2 separate regions of the Homo sapiens genome follow, and region 2 is linked to region 1. Evidence: chromatin loops called from intact Hi-C (ENCODE). Cell type or tissue: ovary. All regions are shown on one strand.

Region 1 (2,500 bases):
GAGTGAATGGCAGGGCAGGAGGTTGAGGAAGGCTGCAGAGTCATGGGATGGGGGCTTCCTAGGTCCCGGGGAGGAGCTGGGATTCCACTGGCTGCCTCCACTTGGATGTCTCAAATGGCATCTCATACCACTGGCTGGGCACACAGAGCCCAATATGTATTTGTTGCTCAATAAATATTTGATGGAAGGGCCAGGCACGGTGCCTCAAGCCTGTCATCCCAGCACTTTGGGAGGCCAAGGCAGGCAGATCACCTGAGGTCAGGAGTTCAAGTCTAGCCTGGCCAACATGGTGAAACCCCCTTCTCTACTAAAAATACAAAAATTAGTTGGACATGGTGGCGGTGCCTATAAATCCCAGCTCCTTAGGAGGCTGAGGCAGTAGAATCGCTTGAATCCGGGAGGCAGAGGTTGCAGTGAGCCAAGATCGTACCACTGCACTCCAGCCTGGGCAACAGAGTGAGATTCCGTCTCAAAAAAAAAAAAGAAAGAAAATATTTATGGAGGAATGAATTTGATTGGGGGTGAGCACAAATTAACGTACCGTACCCTGCTGACCCCATCCAACACTTTCTCCTTAGACTCTGAACCCTGCGTTGAAGGGTGAGACTGAAAGCAGTCAAAGATCAGGCATCCTGGGGGAGACACCCGGCGCATTGTCCTCAGTGATTTTTGCTTCTAAGACCTGTTGAAACTGCTGGTTGCTTCTCCTTTCTTTTTGATCTCATGAATATCCTCATAACCTTCCAGTAAATTCCCCCTTGGCTTACATCTTCCAGAACTGCTTTCGGGGGGTTGCAATCAGTCTCCAAACAGGTACACCCTCAGCACCCAGGAATTTTCTAGCCAGTCTCAGAAGGGGATTCTCAGACCTCGTGAAGCCCTCCCGAGGTGACAGCCCCAGTTTTCAAGGTGGGGCATCCATACGGCTTGGCAACAGCAGCAGCAGGCTGGGAGCGAGGTGCAACTAAGACTCCCTACCTCCACTTCCACGACCTGGCTCATGGAAGACACCAGAACCCCAGCAGATGCGGAGCTTACCGGTAAGTTTAGTTTCCCAGAAGGTAGCCAACTGCCCTTTTTCCTGGAGTTGTTTTGATTCCTCTCAAGTCTCTGCTGCCCCCCAGTGGTCACTCTGTGACACAGCGTTTTCCTTTTCACAGGGGACACAAAGTTGGATTTTGCCCAGAAGCCTGGCTGATTTGTTTACTTATTTGCAACGATGCATGATAAGAAAGATCAAAAACAAGTGAGTGAGTGAGCTAATTTCCTTCCTTCCCTTCTCCTCCTCCCCTTCTCTTCCTCGAATATTTCCTATTTGTTTACAAAGGCCCAAAATATCCCCCCAACATAACAATGGGAAAAAGTCACCTGGCAGATACCATTTAAAGCAAGCGATTGGACGGGCGCGGTGGCTCACGTCTGTAATCTCAACACTTTGGGAGGCCAAGGCAGGCAGATCACTTGAGGTCACAAGTTCAAGACCAGCCTGGCCAACATGGTGAAACTCCATCTCTACTAATAATACAAAAATTGGCCTGGCGTGGTGGTGCGCACCTGTAGTCCCAGCTACTCAGGAGGCTGATGCATGAGAATCGCTTGAACCTGGTAGGCAGAGGTTGCAGTGAGCCAAGATTGCACCATTGCACTCCAGCCTGGGCAACAGTGAGAGACTCTGTCTCAAAAAAAAAAAAAAAAAAAAAAAGGTATAAATCGCCATCATGTGCCCTTGCTAGGATGCATTGACACAGACACACATCGCTTCTGCGTAATCCCTGCCAAAAACACTTAACCTGAGTTTCACTGTGAGGAAACATCAAACAAACCCAAAGTTAAGGGGCATTCTACCAAATGATTGGGCAGTACTCGTTAGAAATGTCGTTGTCAAGAAAAGGTATATAAAAAATGGAGGAAATGATCCAGACTAAAGGAAACTAAGGAGAAATACCTACATGCAAGACAGGATCCAGGACTAAATCCTGGAACAGAAAAGGGACACTAGAGCTGAACAGAGGAAATGTGAATAAGGCTTGCACATTAGTGAATAGTACTGTATCAGTGCGAATGTCCTGATTTTGATCAGGATGTGAATATCTGAGGAAGCTGATGGAGGCTATATGGAACTCTTTGTACTATTTTTGCAACTTTTTTTAAGTCTGAATTTATTTCAAATGTATTTATTGTAAAATTTAATTTATTTAATTTAAAATAAAGAGGCTGGGTGCCGCGACTCATGCCTGTAATCCCAGCACTTTGGGCGGGCAGATCACTTGAGGTCAGGAGTTCGAGACCAGCCTGGCCAAGGTGGGCAGATCACTTTAGGTCAGGAGTTCAAGACCAGCGTGACCAACATAGTGAAACCCAGTCTCTACTAAAAATACAAAAATTAGCCGGGCGTGGTGGCGGGCACCTGTAATCCCAGCTACTCGGGATACTGAGGCAGGAGAATTGCTTGAACCCGGGAGGTGGAGGTTGCAGTGAGCAGAGATTATGCCACTGCACT
Region 2 (2,500 bases), 770 kb before region 1:
GGCCTCCTGGGAGTGACCAGAGATCAGCGGGGCAACATGGGAGTCTCATCTGGCCTGGAGCTGCTCACTCTTCCCCATGGACACCACTTGAGGTTGGAACTGCTGGAGAGGTGAGCCAGCAGCTTGTAATCTTGGTTGGGGGAGGCCAATTCCCCCCACTTCCCAAGATCTCCAAACAGCTCCCCACTCATGGTTCCCCAGGGAAGAAGGGAGATGGGGCAATGCCACCTCCTGTCCCCCCTCACCCCTGCATTACAAACCTCCCCACTTCCCCCAGACCCTTGCCCTCCACCTCTGCAGGCATCAGACACTGGCGCTGGCCGGGGCGCTGGCGGTGCTGGGCTGCTCGGGGCCGCTGGAGGAGCGCGCAGCCGCACTGAGGGGACTGGTAGAGCTGGCGCTGGCGCTGCGGCCAGGGGCGGCGGGGGACCTGCCCGGGCTGGCTGCAGTCATGGGCGCCCTGCTCATGCCCCAGGTTCGTGGGGAGCAGGGACTGGAGGAAGCTGGAGTGCGGGTGACTGGGAAGACTGGAGAGGAGGCGTGCTCAGATCTCTTCTCCCAGGTGTCCCGGTTGGAGCACACGTGGCGCCAGCTCCGAAGGAGCCACACGGAGGCTGCGCTGGCCTTTGAGCAGGAGCTGAAGCCGCTGATGCGGGCTCTGGATGAGGGCGCTGGTAAGTGAAGGTCTGGGGCTTAGCATCCCCTGGGGGCCCAGACCAAATTTAACAGGACTCAATCTAGTCCTATGCCCAGTCCCTGCATCTGTTCTAGGCCCGGTCCCTTCACCATAGGCCCCGCCCTCCACATGAGGGTTGGTCCTGGCCCTTTCCCTAGGCCCCGCCCTCCACACGAGACTTGTTCCTAGGCCACGCCCCCACCAGCCTTGGTCCCAGCCCCTTTCCCTAGGCTACGCCCCTTCGCCATAGGCCCCGCCCTCCATACGGGGCGTGTGGTCCTGGCCCCTCTCCACAGACCCCGCTGTCGCTCAGTCCTAAGCCCCGCCCCTGCATTTGTCCTAGGTTCCACCTCTGCCCTATGCCCCATCTACAGCCCCAAACCCTGATCAGACCCTCCCCCTCCGCAGGACCCTGCGACCCCGGCGAGGTGGCGCTGCCGCACGTGGCACCCATGGTTCGCCTACTGGAGGGCGAGGAAGTCGCGGGGCCGCTGGACGAGAGCTGTGAGCGGCTGTTGCGCACCCTGCACGGGGCGCGTCACATGGTCCGGGACGCACCCAAATTCCGCAAGGTGGCAGCCCAGCGCCTGCGAGGTGAGCGTTCCCTCTGCGCTGGACTGCAGACTTCAGAGCACCCTGCAGGTTCTAACCGGATCCCCCAAACCCAGCCTGTCCCAGGAGGGGAGCCTCTCGCCACGCCTCCCGGAGCCCCACCCAAACTGGGACGGCTCCACTCCAGGAAGGTTCTCACCCCAAGCAAACGCTGCATCCAGCGGTATTGATAGGAACAGGGCCGTCCACCTCAAAACGGGCTGTCCTGCCCCCAGAGCCACCTCCGCGGGTCCCCACTCCCCCTTCCCACCTAAGACGATCCCGTCCCCCAGGGATCTCGATCCCCAAGAACGCCCTGCTCCCTCCAAAACGACTCCTCCGTCCTATCCTAGGGCAGCCCACCCGGCAAGATCCCCCCACCTTCCCCGACAACCTGGGATCCCGTCCTCGGGGCAGCCCCACGTCCAGGCACAGCCCCTAAGGCGGGACCTCCAGGATCTGGCACCTGGAACAGGCCACCCCATTGCACTGCGGTAGAGCCCCTCAGGCACCCCACCCCCATTCCTGCAGAGAGCTGGAAGCCCCCTCCCCTCTGACCCCGCCTAGTCATCCCGCAGGTGGGGCAGGTCCCTCCCGGGCCCCTGTTGGGTCAAAGTCCTCTGGGGAAAGGAAGGTGCCGGGAGGTTGGGAGGGGCGAGGCGGGCGCCTGGGCCCCGCCCCCAGCCCACCTGACCTTGCTTCCAGGATTCCGGCCTAACCCGGAGCTGAGGGAGGCCCTGACCACCGGCTTCGTGCGGAGGCTGCTCTGGGGTAGCCGGGGCGCGGGAGCTCCGCGCGCTGAACGCTTTGAGAAGTTCCAGCGCGTCCTCGGCGTCCTGTCGCAGCGCCTGGAGCCTGACCGCTGAGAGCGCAGACACCCTTCTTCACACCCGGGACCCCCAGGTTTTTGCGAACCCCAGAAGAGACCAAAGGAGTCGTCCCAGGCTCCTCGCGCCTCAGGTGGAATCCTGCCCTGTGCCTCACAGAAGAGGTGGGGACCGCAGTCAGGGTCACCTGGACCATGGTGAACATGTGACCTGCAGATCTGGCATCAGAGGCCAGAGTTCAAATGTGACTCCACCTCTTAAAAGCCGTGATTTCTAGCAGTTGACTTCACCTCTGTGTCGGCCTTTAACAAAATCATAGCCATACAGCAGCTCAGGCCTGTAATCTCAGCACTTTGGGAGGCCGAGGCGGAAGGAAGGCTTGAGGCCAGGAGTTCAAGACCAGCCA

Evidence for each region. A loop is a pair of places that touch in the nucleus more often than their neighbours do. Peaks named below come from ENCODE experiments on the same cell type or tissue, not always from the same donor. Only the 100,000 strongest peaks of a DNase experiment are listed, where the experiment ranks them.
Region 2: a loop joins it to region 1, with 3 times the contacts of the local background. A loop is called at or near these places in 2 of 110 quality-filtered maps.

The regions. Positions count from the first base shown.
Region 1 is chr19:5,986,149-5,988,648 of GRCh38, reverse strand. All of the region lies in intron 1 of RANBP3-DT (RANBP3 divergent transcript), which reads right to left. Among named protein-coding and RNA genes, the nearest start is that of RANBP3-DT, 9.0 kb to the right of the region's middle. In ovary, a CTCF peak has its summit at 1,117 (motif pointing left); a DNase peak (open chromatin) is centred at 1,118.
Region 2 is chr19:6,752,226-6,754,725 of GRCh38, reverse strand. It overlaps SH2D3A (SH2 domain containing 3A), which reads left to right. Exons shown (of 10, transcript NM_005490.3): 6 at 1-110; 7 at 301-475; 8 at 563-674; 9 at 1,085-1,270; 10 at 1,973-2,500. The coding sequence ends at 2,133. Among named protein-coding and RNA genes, the nearest start is that of TRIP10, 14 kb to the right of the region's middle. RefSeq lists silencers at 767-976, 1,147-1,326. In ovary, a CTCF peak has its summit at 1,239 (motif pointing right); DNase peaks (open chromatin) are centred at 875, 1,235 and 2,027; H3K4me3 peaks cover 779 bases; H3K27ac peaks cover 1,081 bases.